2 separate regions of the Homo sapiens genome follow, and region 2 is linked to region 1. Evidence: read pairs that join two places in POLR2A ChIA-PET (ENCODE). Cell type or tissue: MCF 10A. All regions are shown on one strand. Links, peaks and the distances in the headings refer to the core of each region. The heading gives the core; the rest is flanking DNA.

Region 1 (8,330 bases), core at 52-8,051:
AAATGAGTCTCCGGTAGGGTGCTTTCCTGGGAAAATTTCAAGCTTGCTTTTTACCTCATTAATGTCATGCCCTCATAAGCTGTGACACGAGAGGATATTTTTTGGGAGGGGGTGGTATAAGGTGTATGGGGAGATGAAAGGGCACTATTTCAATGGACACACAATTTCTTTTACAATTGAATACAGAATGTACTTATTGTTACATTTATGCATCACCTTTTTTTAGTGTGATAAGTTGAATCTAATCCTTTTTCATACCCAGAGACGAATGAGTCTCATGCCCTTGATTTTGATTTCTTTGTCAACCTACTAAATTTTGAAGTATATTAATTGCTGTTTCTGTTTTGGTTAATGTCGACAGCCATACCACCATGACCGCACCTGATCTCAACTTTTTTTGGTTAAACTAGCTTTTTTGACCATTTCTTTTTAATTAAATTATGTATCACTGGAAGTTAATCAACTACATTAAAATATATTCGTTTTTTAAATTAGGTAGAACACACATGTGGTAATAAAATTTAGAGTACAAATTGTATTAGTTCTTCTAAATCTTCAATACTGCTTCAGGAATTGGGACACCAGTATTTTAAAGTCTGAGTGTGGCTCGGTGGCAACTCCAAAACCACTAAACAAAAAAGATTCAAGCATAGGGGTAGGGGGGAATCTCCAATTCAAGATAAGCCTATGAACCAAAATTCACAAGCATAAGAGGAAAATGAACAAATAAAATTAAGCCTATAATGAGGAGATGAATTAATTTTGTTTAAATAAACACAACAGAGAGATCTGAAAATGACTTTAATTGTTTAGGCTCTGGGAAGAGATGAAGGATAAAATAACATCTACTTTTTACAAAACAATTTATAAAAATACAAGCAGAAATGAAGCCAGAGCAGGTGACAAACAACCTGCACACCTGGAGGATTCCAGGCATCTTCCCAGGAACAGGTGACCCCTCACACATTTGCTATATCTTCCAGCAGATGGTTAGCTTGTGTCATTATGCCACACTCCTCTCTGATGGACACTTCTTTGCCGTACTCCAATCTGGGACTAGAAAGTCAAGGTGGGAGGAAGGGATAAGGGGAAGCAACTTCAGCCCCTCTTCATCTAAGGTTCTCCCCACACCATCCAAAGCCCCTCCAGTGCTGTCTCTCTCCATCTGTGTTCTCCTTTGTGCAGGAAGCAATAGGGCAGAGCAGATCAGTGCTGCCCAAACAGATAGATATCCAGGGAGTTGTCAGTCCCATCTTCCTGCAGGCACACCCAATCCTCACTGGTGATTCTTTTGGAGCCCCTCTCCTTTGGTTCTAGATGAGGACACAGTCTCCATGAGGGGACAGAAAGAAGGCGTCTCTTTCCATGACATTACAATTTCCCTAAAGGCTGACTTCCCTCCCATGTCTCCAATCTTTCTTTCCACAGATTACTGGTGATGGTGTGTCTGTGGGGATGGGGTTGGAAATGGGGAATAGGTGAGGGAGTAGTGGAGTGGAGGTAGAAGTTGGTCAAGAGCTGACTTCTTCAACAACTGCTCTTCAAATTCCCTGCTAGAAGGTAGCTGGCCCCAGCCACTGGCAGTTTTTTCAGTGTAGAATGTGAGCTCCTTGTGGGCTTTTTATTTTCAAGTTTGGGCTTCAGCAACAGATCCAGGACAATAGGAAGAGATGTATACATGGAATAAACCCCTCTCAATGTCTAGTTACATAAACATACATGTCTTCTTTGCCCTCCTCTTATAGTTTAACAAATGTTGGCATACTATTTAGTTTTCTGCACCTTGCTTTTTTCCCTCCAAGTATTTCCTAGACATTGTTCCATATCAGGACATATACATGGGCCTCATTCTTTTTGATGGCTGCATAGTATTTCACAATATAGATGTACTATAATTTACTATTACAGCTTTCTAGTGATAGACATTTAGTTTGTCTCTAGTTTTTTGTTATTACAAACAGTGCTGCAGTGACTATTCCATGTATACATCTCTTCTTATAGAAACAACTTTTTAAAAAAGTTAAGTAGAAACCCCAATGGATGTTTGGCACCCAATGGACAGTCCCTCTTAATTATGCTGCAACTGGTCACATACACTCTCCTCACTTTGAAAATTCTGGGACTTATTAAAAGAATTGACCATTCCTACTGTTTTTTAATTGCATTCCTTAGCATGTGATAGGCACTCTGCATCCACAAGAGTGTTTCTGTTCAAAGCTGCATCAAAGTGTAATGTCTTTCACATAGGAAAGCAGCAGTTAGGGACCTGCATTTAAGCTGGCTATTGTGAAACAAGAGCAAATAAGGGAGGAAATGGAATAGGGCTTAGTACAGCCCTGAGGTCACATGTTGCCAGATTTAAGTCCCACCCAATTTTCACCTAAACGACTTTAGATCTGTATGACACTCAGTTTTTTCATTCATAAAATGGGGTAAATATAGTACTGACTTCATGCGGATGTGGTAAGGATTAAATGAGAAAATATGCATGATTCTTAGGACAGTTGCTGGTACATAGTAAGTGTTGAATAAACATCAGCTATACATAAAGATCTCCCTTCAGGTGATAATGGCTATAAGGAAACTTACTAGCCAGGTCTAAGTTCATACCTGGGCAATTAATGATCATTGGTTCACAGTTTTCTCCTTTACTTGGCACAGGCAAATTTCTTAGTTTCAAAAATGTTAAAGTGTGACAACAAACTATACTTATTAAAGAATGTGGAAATAGAAGCCTAGACCTCTAGGGTTGCAAAAGGATTTCAATATCACCTTAGATTAGATTATCATGTAATAATCATTTCCATTTCTTATTATATACCAGATATTTTGCATATACTATCCCATTTAATTTTCACAAAGACCTATTTGAGAGAGATATTACTATTTTCATATTGCAGAAAAGACTGACAATCTCAGAAATCAAGTGACATGCACAACTGCATACCATTAGATTATAGAGCAGGAATTCGAACCCAGGTCTCTGAAAATATGAGATGTACAAACTGGCACACACTTTTACAGTGAAATCTCACTTGTTCATGGCAGAACCAGTTCATAAAAGGTCCTGAACGCTAAGAGAAAGATTGATTTAATTTGGGGGTGGGGAACTAAGGCAGGGCCACCTTATCCATTAGGCACAGTACAGTATGCACAGGGCTTAGGGCCTCCAATACTTTTAGGGGCCAACAAAAATGAATATTTATTTATTTTAGAGACAGGGTCTCCCCATGTTGCCCAGGCTGGAGTGCAGTGGCTGTTCACAGGTATGATCCCATTACTGATCAGCACGGGAGTTTTGACCTGCTCCATCTCCGACCTGGGCCGGTTCATCCCTCCTTAGGCAACCTGGGTGGTCCCTCCCTCCTGAACTTAAGTGCAGACACTCTATCTAGTGACACAGTGCACTACAGCCCAGAACTCCTGGGCTCAAGCGATCCTCTCTCCTCAGCCTCCCCAGTAGCTAGGATTACAGGCGCAGACTACCAGCCCTCCTTGCTTACGTTCCTTTTTTTTTTTTTTTTGAGACAGTCTCGCTCTGTTGCCCAGGCTGGAGCGCAGTGGCGCGATCTCGGCTCACTGCAAGCTCCGCCTCCCGGGTTCACGCCGTTCTCTTGCCTCAGCCTCCCGAGTAGCTGGGACTACAGGCGCCCGCCACCACGCCCGGCTAATTTTTTTGTATTTTTAGTAGAGACGGGGTTTCACCGTGTTAGCCAAGATGGTCTCGATCTCCTGACCTCGTGATCCGCCCGTCGTGGCCTCCCAAAGTGCTGGGATTACAGGCGTGAGCCACCGCGCCCGGCCGGCTTACATTCTTTTAAAGTCAGAAGAAAAAAATGAACTTTCAGGTCAGAGAAAATATTTTGTTATATAATATTGATACGTCATGTTTATATCAATGCAGTTGTAAAATATGTTAAATATTTATACATATATTTAACTTACATGTGTGTGAAATATATGTGTGTGTGTAATGTACAAGCCACAAGGCAAAAGTGCTCAGGGTCCAAGAAAGTCAAAACGTGTCCCTGCACCCGAAAAGCACGAAACCTTCTGGGGCAGTGATTATGGCAGAGCAAGTTGGAAGATGGCAGGTGGTAGACAAATTGTGAAAAATATCACATTTCTCTCACCCTGTCAAAGGCAACCCCAAAGTGAAGTCAAAATAGAGATGAAATGCAGGGTCACTTCCTAGCTGCGTGATCTTGGACAAGAGAGTTGACCAACCTGAGCCTCAGTTTCTCCATGGATACAATGGGGATGCGTGCCTCCGACGTTTGTTGGACAGGACCGGTATATACGAAGCATACAGCGGTATATACAGTAAATGCCCCCATAAATACACGTTGAATGAATGCAGTAAATGCATGCTTAGCATGGTGGCCAGTATACGGTAAGCGTCCAATAAGTGGTAAATGTTGGCTTTAAAAATTGTTCAAAAGTCTCCACGAGCGACAACCCTAGTTCTCCAAGACGCAGGCGCACCCCACCAGGTTCCACGCAGACCTGCGCAGTAGCTCCCCCAAGAGGCGAGGACACGCGACTGCGCTTGCGCATACGCGCTTTCCACCTTCCCTCCGGGCGCGAGCGCCCGTGGGGCGGGCCTCAGCGGCGGCGCGACAAGTCCAGAGGTGAGGGCTGAGGAAGGGGCGTGGCTAGCGGGCTGGCCTCAGCCACCCTCTTCCGGGCTCCGCCAGCTGCGCGCGCATCTTCTCCCCCTTCTTTTGTGGTCCGGCCCATTGCGAGGGTGACAGGAAACCCTGTGCAGGGAGCGCCGCCATCTTGGACCAGCCCGAGGAAGATACTGAGGGAGCACAGGAGCAGTCACCGCTGCCACTGCTACTGCCGCTACTGCTGCCGGCGCGTCTGCACCTCTCGGCCTGCCAGTGTACCTGCCGGCGCCTCGGTCGACCGCCCCCGCCCCCTCTCCCGCTGCGTCCGCACTCCTGTTCCTGGTCCTGACGCCCCCCTCCCGCCCGGAAAGCTGCCCAGCCACCAGCAACCCCCCAGGTAACCCGGGCCTTCCGTAGTGTCCGGCCGGCTGATACCTCCTCGCGCCGGGTTCTTCAGAGGGGCGTGTGTGGGGACGGTGGAGACTGGGCCGCAGGCGGGCGGCGCCCCGGGGCCAGGCCCCGTCAGGCCGTGGCTAGCCCGTGGGTCGGCGGTGAGCGCCGCGGCGCCGGCCTGACAGGACTCCTGGGCGGGGGCGGAGGTGTCCCCTGCGCGGCTCCGGCCTGAGCCTCCTGCCCTCCCCAACCGGCGGGGCGCTCCGAGGCGTGCAGGGAAGGGTGTGTTCCGGCCTCGCCTTCCCCGCCTTCTCGGCGCGGCTGGGCAGGACCGCATCTCCCGCGGGCCCCCCTCTCGCCGCTGTTCCCCGCGGCCGCAGCCCGCCCCCGCAGGGTGTACCCACGCGTGCCGCGCCGCCCTGCAGCCCGCAAGCCCCAGACGTGGCGGTCCCGTCCCGTAGGCCGCGTCTGGCTCTGAGTACAAAGGCAGCTCTTCGCAGCCCTCTTGGCGTCTCGGGGCAGCTCCGGTGTCCTTGTCGATGTGGGGAGCCCGGCCCTGCAGCCGGGCCGGGCCGGGGCCGGGGTCTGGGTCTGTGCGCCTGTGCTTGCGATGTCCTGGTTTTGGTGCGTTCCTGTGAGGCCCGTGGACAGCCTCTACGGCCCTGAACCTACAGAGCATCTAGAAATAAGAGAAAGTTGTGGCATTTCTAGAATCTAAGAGAAGACGACAGAGCTGGAGTGTTTTAAGCGTTTTAACTGTGGGCCAGGTACATATTTATGTATTTTTGTACCTATTTATCTTGCCCCGCGTAGCCCTCGGAGATAAGTTGTCTCCACTTCATAAGTGAGGAAACTGAGGCCTAAAGTTGTGATGTGTGTCTGGCTGTTGATGGTACATTACAAACTGGCTTCGGCTCACACTGTGGCTGGTGGTTTCTGTACTACATTCAAAAATTAGGCTAGGGTTACAGACATGACCATTTATAATGTAGTTACAACTTTATTCCTTTTTTACTGTGTTCGCATTGGATGACAGCTGATTACCCTTTTATGACCTAAAGTCCATAAAGTCAACCACTACACTGGCAAATCCTCATGCTTACAAACCCCAAAGGAGAGATGCCAGGATTTCAGTTTCATATATGAAGAAGAAACGGGTTCCAAGAGGACAGGTGCCTTCCTGGTGACCCCACAGCAAGTGTCAGAGCCCAGATTTGAACTCTTGCAAAGTTTACTGCTCATTTCGTTACTATCCCAACTGCCTTTAAAAAATTCTTTTATTTTTCTAAGGTAAATATTGTAGAGGAACAACTGCCTTTTATTTAGATTTGATTGTTGAAGACAAACTTGACCTTGCAGTAATCCAGCTCCTACCCCTTTATTCCCCCAAGCCTTTCCAAATTTTTTCTTCCAAGTTCTGTTTAGGCAGTTTTATTTGATCATGCCTAGAGGTATGTCGTGGTTAAGAGTTTTGGAGTCATACTGTCAAGGGTTCTCCCTCCAGTACTGCCACTTCCTAGTTAAGTGATCTTAAGCAAGTTACTTAACCTTTCGGACTCAGTGTCCTTATCTATAAAGGGGATAATTGGACCTGCATCTTAGAGTTGTTGCTAGGATTAAATGGGGTTTAAAGAAAGCCCTTAGCACATTGCTTGGCATATAGTAAATCAGTGCCTGTAACAGTGCCAGGCACATAGTGGGTGTTTAATATCTTTTGAATGAATGAGAGAGGAGTATAGCTTTGGAGAGCTACATGTAGAGTTAAACCTGGGCCTTAATTCTAGCTCTCCATTTAGTAGTAGTATGACCACGGGTAGATCACTTCGGTTTCCTTATCTGAAAAATGAGTTTTTAGGATTAGAGACTGTTTATAAAGTAGCTGGCATGTGTTAGGCCCTCAATAAATGGCAGTTATTGTAAAGACGTAAAACCTTAGATTATAATAGCTATTAAAAAATCCCTTGAAATTAAAGCTACATCTTAAAAAGTTGTTGCTTTTTTTGTATTACAGTTAAACTTTATCATTGTTGCATACTTCAACTTTGCAACAGAATTTGGAGTGTTCATTTTTATCAATATCAAATATCTTTGCATAGTCACAGTAAGATATTGTGCTAGTGGAGGAAACTTGATTAAGGTAAATAAAATGTGAAAACTTGGGCTATTGAGAGATGTTTCATGTTTTTTAAAAGAGGCTTGAAACATTTTTATGTGGTAAAAAATGCCAGGCATGGCTAAAGACAACAGTTTGACAAATAGAAGTATTAGAGGTACTGTACTTGACTTTTAAAAAGCTTCTTATTCTAGACAATTTTAAATATATACAAAATCAGGTAGCATACTGAGCATTCATATACCTATCAGCCAGTGTCAACAGTGATCAGTCTTGCTTCATCAATATACACTTGCCTCCTCCTTGCCAAATTATTTTGAAGCAAATCTCAGACACAATATCGGTAGTAAAATTTTCACTATTAATCCTTTTAACTTGAGCAGTAAGTGCAGGGGTTTTTTTTGGCTTTTTGGTTGTTAAGTGCTTTCTTTCTGTAAACAGAGGTCCAGTATTAGAATACTTTATTTCCTGTATATAGAAGACCATCAAAGTTACTTTTGCCACATTAAGCAATCCAGCTTTTAAAAATGATTCACATTATTTATATAAAAGTGACATTAAGTATATTGTCAAAAGTAAGGTTTTTTTTTTAAGTGGGTGGGCTACTTGTACTACTGTTGAGGAAATTGACCACTCATTTTTATTAGATTAGATTATTAGATTAACTACAGAAGTTTTATCCGCCTGACTGACAAATCAGGTAGTAGTGGTCCATTTTAGTGGGCCTCTAAAGCAAGTCAGCATGCTTCTGTTGTTGAGTTCCACGAAGGCAGAGACAGTGTTGTCTTTTTTGATCATTGCTGTCTTGCTAAAGCCTGGCACAATGCTTTGTGCTTAGTAGATACTTAACAGATATGTTTATGTTGGAACTACAGAAGCAGTCCATCTCAGCTCTGGTATTTTTAACAAAACGTCGTGCATGTTAAAAAACAAACAAAAAACTTATCAGTGGAAATAACAAGGATAAGAATTAAATTACCTGGAATATTTAATGGGTTGCTTTTCCCTTGTTATGTCTTGGATCAGCTATGTAAAAATTATACAGTAACATCATAGGTTCTAAGGAGTAGAATAGCTGTATAACAGTTTTTAAAATCAGAGCAAACAGTAAGTAGTTAAGCTATTAAAAAACTCCCAAAAATATGCCCTCTACTATTGAGTGTTGGTTTTTCTATTTTGAACCCAATCGTATTATTGGCTTCATAAGATAT
Region 2 (8,330 bases), core at 208-8,207, 84 kb before region 1:
TTTATTGCTACTCATCCTTTTAACTCTAATAGGTTTTATTTAAAATACTTTCCCCTCCTTTAACCCAAACAGAGGTATAGTACTGGAATGCTTTTCTTCCTTCCCCAGCTTAGAGGATAATCATAGCCAGCCGGAAGATTTAAACAAGATCCAGCACCTAAAATACAGTCCCTGGCACGAAGCTGGGCTCCCGTGTGGGTGCTGCCTTCTGTCCCCGGGTGTGCTTTAGGCCTCACCTCCATCCAGGCACCTGCCCAATCACCAGCACTATCCTTCAAGTGCCTGTCCATGTGGGAGTTTCTAGAACCCTCTGGGATACCCTTGGAGGCAGGACCCAACCACGGTCATCCCACCAAGACAGTACATAAAGGCTGAGACCAGAGCAGAGACCAAGCTCATCTCCTCTCCACTTTATACCCACTTCTCACCCCCACACTCCAGCCACTGTCCTGGTTTGGTGTCCCCATCTTTTCCCTGGGATCATAACATCAGCTCCCTCACTCCCTTAAACTCTCTCTGCACTGGGCCTGTCACTCATACAGATTGCATCATCCCTTCTGCAGACCTCGGTGCAGACAGAAAGAAGTCAGGACTCCTGAGTTCGGTCCTCTGTGATATGGGGCCCACAAGCCCTTGCAGTCTCATTGCCCACTAACCCCCCAACAACATCCCCTGTGCCATCACCTCTATACAACCTCACCTGCCTGCCTCCGGGAGACCAAGGTCTAGCCTTGGCTCTGCCTCCCTGTGTGACCTTAGGCAAGTTCTTTGCCTCTCTGGGCCTGTCTCCTCACCGGGCTACTGGGGCTTTATGCAAATGAGACAAGATGAGGTAGTGAGTGCCAGGTGCCAAGAGGCTCAAGAAATGTTAGCCTGCAATCCACGGCCTCCTCTTCCGCACATCCAACCCCTCCTACAGCAGCTGTTAGCAATCTACTTCCTCAACCTTAACAGCAGCAGGTTCTCTCTCTCCTAAGCTCTGGAATGCAGACGTGCTCACAGCCAGCACCAGCAGGCAGGGAGGGGAGCGGAGGGAGGACAGCTTAGAGGAAAATTACCCGGCTTTCACCCCAGCCAACACTGGTGCTCACAGCTATCTCAGAGAGAGGGGATCTGGGGGCCTGGCAAACCCTTCCTGAGCCGTGGGCTTGGCCCCAAGCTTTGACCCTTGTCTGAGCTGATGGGATGGCGGGGGGTTACTCTGGCCACCACTCCGCTGGGCCCCTCCCACTCTTTGGCATCCAAAGAGACAGGGAGGAGGAGGGAGAAAAAAAGAAAAAAAAGAAAAAAAAAACAGACTGCCTTTGTGAGGAGGAGGAACTTGGTTCCTGCTGTTGCTTGCTGGGGCCCCAGGCACCAACATAATGGAGGATCCCTGATGACAAAGGGTCCCACTGTGGCCAAGAGCCTGCCCAGTTGCCATAGCTCAAGTCTCAAATCCTAAGTACCATGTCTCTGCATCATAGAGTTTGTCATGCCCAGTGTCACATACCCTGTGACTGTGCCACGTAGCAGGCCCTGCGTTCCTCTTGCTTTGTCCTGTGTGTCTCCCTTTAGCGGCATCCCATGCCTCTTACCCCTGGGTCATGCTTCATGCACCATGTGATGTCTGTTTTGTGACAGACTCTATACCATGTACTATCTCTTGAATGCCGTGTCCATGATACCAGGTCCCACCCCTTAGAAGTATGTGCCATAAACCTTGTCCTGGATCTATGAATTGTGTTGTCCCTTGCTTGGTGATTCACATCAGGAAGGGGACAGGATGATGTTTAGGGAGGACAGGCTCTCAGATGGACTCCCAGCCCTATCAACTATCATCTATGTGAGCCTGTAAAAGTGACTTCCCGTCTCAGTGCCCGTTTCTTCAGTTATAAAATGAAACTGATACTCACATTCACCGAGGATTAAAGTAGGTAATGCATGTAAGATGCTTAATCTAAGAAGCTGGCACAGAGTGAGTGCTTTAAAATGTTTGCTAGGCCTGTGCCAACCGTACCTGGGCATCTGTGTTATGTCCTGTGCCCTGCGTACCAGCCTCCCACGTGCCCAGCTCCTCGGGTGCGTCAGACACTGTGCACATTAGTGAAATTCAAACAACCCCCTACAAGGAGGGTAGGATTATTCCCTCTCATACAGAGGAGTAATGGAAGGGCAATAATTTGCATGAGGTCACAGGGCCAGCTGGAATGAACACAGCTCTGGATCTTCGGAGAGACAGAAAGCAGGCCAGGTGAGGTGGCTCATGCCTATAATCCCAGCACTTTGGAAGGCTGAGGCGGGAGGAATCCATTGAGTTCAGGAGTTCAAGATCAGCCTGGGCATCACCACAAGTCCCCATCTCTACAAAAAATACAAAAATTAGCCAGGCATGATGGTGTGTGCCTGTGGTCCCACCTACTCGGGAGGCTGAGGTGGGAGGATCGCTTGAGCCCAGGAAGTTGAGGCTGCAGTGAGCAGAGATCACGCCACTGCACTCCAGCCTGGGTGACAAAAAATACAACAATAAAACAACAAAGAGACAGAAAGCAGATGCGTGGTCAGCTATGGGGTGTGCATAGAGATGGACGTAAGCAAGCATGAGGGATCCTTTTGGGGATGATGAAAATCTTCTCAACTGGATTGTGATGATGGTTGCATAACTCTGTAAATGTACTAAACATTATTGAATTGAGTGAATTATGTGTATGTAAATTATATGTAAATTTACTCCAATAAATCATGTAAATTATATTTCAATAAAGCTGTTTTTAAAAAAAAAAGAAAAAAAAAGCCCACACGCTTCCTGTGTACTATTCTGCCAAAGCATTCTGCAAGAGAAGGGCGCTCCCTGTGGGTCAGTGAAGTTCAATCAGAGGCCGAGCTGCTCTGAGGCCCAGCTGGGAGCCAGTTTGAGCCGAGCAGTTCCCTAACACCTCTGTGGACCAGGTGTGCAGCAGGATCACCCAAGGAGCTCAGGAAACAATAGATTCCCAGGCCCCACCCCTAGCCTCTGAGTCTGTAGGTCTAGGGTGGGGCCCGGGAACCTCTGATTCTGAGGCTCAGCCAGGACTGGGCCCACATCTTCCTTTCACATTTGGGGAAACTGAGGCTAGGCAGGAGAGGGGCCTGGTCAGACCTAGTTGATCAAACAGTGGGAGAGCCAGGGCTAGAATTAGAGCCCTTTCCTCTTCTCGTCTCTCCATTCCCTCCGCCTCCCTCCCACTCCTCCCCCTGTCCTCAGCCTCCCGGTGACTCAGGGCTGAGTCACCCAGAGGCCCCACAGAGGAAACTTCTTAGGAAAAACAATCGCCAAACAAAGCTTTCCCTGATCTGGGGAAGAGAATAGGCCCAGGGGGCCAAGAGAGGGAGGGGAGGGAGAACACAGGGTGGAGTCGGAGGCTCCAAGACTTGGAGTCTCAGCCACTCCCTTGTGTGGGGCCCTAGATAGGGACGTCCCCGGAATGAACGTCCCCATCTGCAAATAACACCTCCTATGCTCATAGAAGCCCATTGTGATGATAAGTACTTTATAAGCATTGTCTTGTTGAATCCTCCCCAAAACCCATGGCTGGCATTGTCTCCTTTTATAGACGGAGGAACAAAAGCTCAGAGAGGTTCAGCCCAAGGTTACACCATTAGGAATTCAGGGCTGTCTGACTCTGAAGTCCGAAGTCTGACTCTCACTTCTACACACCTTTAAAAAATACCTACTGTACACAGTGGCATGAAGATCAGCTCTCATCAGACAGGTAAGGAGAATGATGGCCACAGTGGCTGTTCAATCACAAATTGTCTCCTTTCTTTCTCTGACTTCCCGGCCCAGAGGGCACACAAACAGGAACACCAATAGTCATTCAAGCAGTTGTGGGCCCTGGGAGCACAAAGGAGGGAGCACCCATGGCCCAACAGAGCCACGGAGGAGGGGCATTGGGGCAGAGCCTTGGAGGATAAATGGAGTTTCCCTTTTGGGAAGGTGGGAACAACAGACGCAAAGGCTTGGGGGTGTGGCCTGCACAAGGAAGCGTAAACAGTTTGGAGAAGCATGGCTGGGGTTGAGACAGTGGATACCTCGGGGAGAAGGGGTCTGACTGCTACGGAGTCCTGGCCTGACCGGACACACTGAGGATTTTTAAGCAGGGAGAGAATAGAATTGGAACTGGTTTCATCTCTGCAGGGGGCCTGGCTGGTGTTGAACTAGGAGTCAGGAGCGGGACTTTCCCTCGGGTCTCCCTGGCGTCCCTCCTCTGAGCTGGCTTCGGGGACCACCCCAGATCCCGTGCTACTCACCCATGGGTCAGAATTGCCCCTGAGGGCTTCTTCCTCGGCCATCGCGAGGCTGGGGGGAGCTATGTGGGCCTCTCCTGACACAGGCCAACCTAATCATCTCAGCCTATAAATAGGACTCAGGATTAGTCTGGAAATAGCTGTGCCAAGCCAACTCCGCAGGCATCACAGGCACACACAGTTCCGGAAATGGTTCTTCTCCTCAACACAATTAAAACCCAACACTTCCTCAGGAAACTATTGTTCACACTCCACTTTGCTTCCTTAAGCACAAGGCCGTCAATTTTGGGGGGAAGAACCTGCCTGCCTACTGCTGATTAGTGGGGGTATGCTTTGTGGAGAGGAGGCCCTTTTCCTGCTTCTCCCTCTCTGAGGACCTGAAGGAGTCACTACCATTCTCTGGGCCCCAGTTTCCCCAAAGGTAAATTAGGGAGGTGGGACATGATGCCATTTTTAACTTACCAGGATTTCAAAAATTAGAATTGTAATAAACATGTGAGCAGGGAGAAATGAACAGGTTCAGGGCCTGCCACTGAGGAGCTGAGTGGCCTTGGATGAGCCACTGTTCCTCTCTGGGCCCCAGATTCCTCAGCTGTAAAATAAAGGTGCTGGGGGATGATGTCCAAGATTAATAATTTTTTTTTAATTTCATTTTTTTGTTTAGTATTTTTGAGAACCCAGCCACCTGGCCATGCTGTACCAGCCTTGTGCTGAGTGCTGGGGATAAAGGAACAAATAAAACCCAGTCCAGGCTTCTGTGTGCCCAGCCCTGTGCCGGGTCCCAGTGGGTAACAGCATGTCCAATCCCCTCAGTGTCCCACTAGAGGCTTCCTTTGGGGCTGCTGGGGACATCTTGTTTCTAGTTGAGAATTCAGATTTATGTCCAAAGACAAGAACTCCCTGAGGGGCAGATTACAACATGGACTGGGCCATTACAATCAACAAGGACACAAAGCTAACACAGCCATCGTTATACACCAGACATGTGCTAAGGACTTGATTTCCCCATTGTTTAATCATCACCAACTCCATTATCACCCCCATTTCACAGATGTGGAAACTGAGGCTGAGAAGAGTAAGGGACTTGTCCAAGGGCACAGAGCAAGTCAGGGCTACGGTGATGTTTCAGGCCCAGACCTGTTTGCCTCTGGAGCCCAGGGTTTAACACACCCCAGTGCTGCTGTGAAAGGGCTCTGGACAGCTCAGGCTGGCCGGCCAATTCGGGGATAACCGAACAGAGGTATGGAACAGAAAGGGGCGTTGAGGATGTTGCTGTGTGTGTGCGGTGGGGGGAGTGACAAGGCTTCAGCAATGGTACTCATTCTCTCCAACCAGCTCCCAGTGCTGCTGTCCTCTGATCCACCCTCCGCTCTGCCTGCCATGGACTAATTGTTCTGAAATCCCATGGATCAAGTCACTCCTCAGCTGAGGACCTGTCCATGGCTCCCTGGTACCCAGAGGATAGAAACCCAGCATTCAAAACCTCTCTAACCAGCTCCCCACCTCAACCCTCACACTCCTGCTCACTAGCCCCCAGGCGCAGTGGGCTCTTCCAGCGGCCAAGCCTGTGCCTACGGTGCCTTCTTGCCTGGAATGCCCAACTCCCCCTTCTCAGCCTTCTTTGACTCTCAAGTAAGGAAAAGCACTCTTTGTCTCCCTGAGCCCCTTGGCACTTATCACAGAGCACTCTGGGCGTTAACTTCCACTGTCTCCGTCTTGGATTAGAGTGGATCTCAGAGGGCCCGGTGGTGTCTGCTTCACCTCCCTCTCCACTGCAGCAGCTTAGCAAGGACTGGCCGGGTAAACTAAAAAATGCAAAGAGCTGAGAGAATCCTGGGAAAGTGCACATTTCCCAGGACTGCCCAATGACAAGCCCCGTACCAAGGCACAGCATCAGGATACCCTGATGTGGAAGAACCAAAAATTGCACCCTCATGGCTTATCAGGATGGTCCTTGTGTCTGTCCCTTTCAAGGGTTCTGATAATGAAATCTGGGCAAGTCACCCTCCTGCTTTAAAACTTCCAATGGTTCCCAGAGGTCTAGCATAAAATCCAAACTCAAGGGCCCACATAACCTAGGTGCTGCCTGGCCCCCAGGCCCTCCTCTTGCCACGCCCCCCTCCCTGGCCAGCCTCCCTCACTTCTTTCAGTTCCTCAAGGACTCCCCCTCACTAAAGCCTTACCCAGGTCGCCTCTCTGCCTAGGGGGCTCCTCCATTCCCTGCTCACTCAGCCACCTCCCTCTCCCTCTTCAGGTCTCACTTTTTAGGGGAGGCTTCCCTGATCTGTCCAGATAAGACCTCACCACTCCCACCCAATCCCAAACGCTCCCATAACCTGATCGTTTCCTTCACAGCAAGAATTAATCTTCAGTGTAAATAATGATCTACTGAAGACCTATGAGGAATGGGAAAGTCTTGTTTTTTGCTGATTCTTCAACACCCAGCTCAGAGCCTAAATATCTCTCAAATGAATGAATATATGAATGAATGAATGAATGAATGAATGAATGAATGAACCTATATACATAAATCAAGACAAGAAGGTGGGCAGAATCCTAGGGAACACTGAGGCAGGAAAAGCAGGGCCCTGGGCCAGGCGTCATGGCTCACACCTGTAATCCCAGCACTTTGGGAGGCCAAGGCAGGCAGATCACTTGAGGTCAGGACTTTGAGACCAGCCTGGCCAACATGGTAAAACCCTGTCTCTACTAAAAACACAAACATTAGCCGGGTATGGTGGCACATGCCTGTAGTCCCAGCTACTCAAGAGGCTGAGGCAGGAGAATCACTTGTACCTGGGAGGAGGAGGTTGCAGTGAGCTGAGATCGTGCCACTGCACTCCAGCCTGGGCACCACAGCAAGACTCCGTCTAAAAAAAAAAAAAAAGAAAAAGAAAGAAAGAAAGAAAAAGAAAACCAGGGCCCTAACTAAAAAAGACAGGAGGAAAAACAGGGCCCTAACTAAAAAGAGAGGAGGGGCCCTAACTGAAAAAACCAGGGCCCTAACTAAAAAAGTCAGGAGGAAAAACAGGGCCCTAACTAAAAAGAGAAGAGGAAATAAACCAGACAGTGCAGCCTCCCAGAAGCAAAAGGAGGGAGTTTCTGGAACTGCACTAGAGACTGGCACATGGAGTCCTGAGGAAAGAGCACTGGATTGGACATCGAGGAGGTCACTGGGGCCTCCCTGATTGAACCAAGGTTCCGTGGAGGTGGGCACAGGGCTGGTACATTGCAGGGGGCAGAGGAGTAAAGAGGGATGAATAAGCAAAGCTCTCAGGCGACGGTTGCTCAGCTGGGTCTATGCCAGCCTGGCCCTGCAGGGTCTGCGGAAGACAGGGCCCCTGTGTCATAGTCACCAAAAGCATCAACAGAGCATAACATTCTTTTTGTTGACAGATTACATTGAGGCAACTTGGCTTTTGGAGTTATCAGGGCTCAGTCTCAAAGGCAGATGCATCAGAGCCAAGACCCGGCCCTCAAGTCCTCCTATTAGGGCAGCACTAGGGCTACCTCTTTGTCAGCAGAACCTTTGGATAGCCGCTGATGGGGTGAGTCAGCTTTCTGGGCCCGGCAGACCTTTTGGGAATCCCTGGCTTTTGGGGCACAACATCCTGGGGACCACCAAAAAGCCCTTTCACCTGAGCTTTGGGAAAGAGGAACAGCTCCGGCTGTGGGTGGCTCATGTCACCATCTGGAAGCCAGCTGGGCCACAGCAGACGCGTAAGTCCTGTATTCATTCATCCCCTTCTCCTTTTGGCAGAAAAGGGATGGCGTGGGTTGGAGGGGTGTTTTCCTGGGTTCTTGCACAATTGCTCATTAGAAATTCACTTCTGTTTGGGTGTTGGAAGCTGGGCGATTCCCCCTAGTAGTGATCCTTCCTGTCTCACTGGTCACAAAGCCCTTTGGCATCTACAAGCTCGTTGGGTCCACACAGCAGCTTTGTTAGGTGGGTAGGGGGAGACCAAGGCACCCATCCTACAGGTGGAGAAACCGAGGCTGAAGCTGGGAGGTGAGCCAGTCTCCTGGCTTCCAGCCCAGGACTCTGCACTCCTCCCCCCACCTCC

The links. Peaks named below come from ENCODE experiments on the same cell type or tissue, not always from the same donor. Only the 100,000 strongest peaks of a DNase experiment are listed, where the experiment ranks them.
Region 2: POLR2A ChIA-PET joins it to region 1 with 19 read pairs; 10 of 35 experiments call an interaction of 5 or more read pairs at or near these places.

Annotation. Positions count from the first base shown.
Region 1 is chr9:121,198,319-121,206,648 of GRCh38, reverse strand. RAB14 (RAB14, member RAS oncogene family) reads left to right here and starts at 4,780. Exons shown (of 8, transcript NM_016322.4): 1 at 4,780-5,010. It also overlaps a transcript of GSN not described here and the pseudogene RN7SL181P. RefSeq lists enhancers at 4,199-4,358, 4,629-4,848, 4,667-5,166 and silencers at 4,859-5,328, 5,349-5,598. In MCF 10A, for the core only: a CTCF peak has its summit at 4,490 (motif pointing left); a DNase peak (open chromatin) is centred at 4,688.
Region 2 is chr9:121,282,125-121,290,454 of GRCh38, reverse strand. All of the region lies in intron 2 of GSN (gelsolin), which reads right to left. GSN-AS1 (GSN antisense RNA 1) reads left to right here and starts at 4,925. Exons shown (of 1, transcript NR_103560.1): 1 at 4,925-8,330. RefSeq lists a silencer at 2,750-3,044 and enhancers at 3,184-4,383, 5,198-5,698, 7,782-8,330. In MCF 10A, for the core only: a CTCF peak has its summit at 2,822; DNase peaks (open chromatin) are centred at 2,914, 3,274, 3,954, 8,054 and 1 weaker place.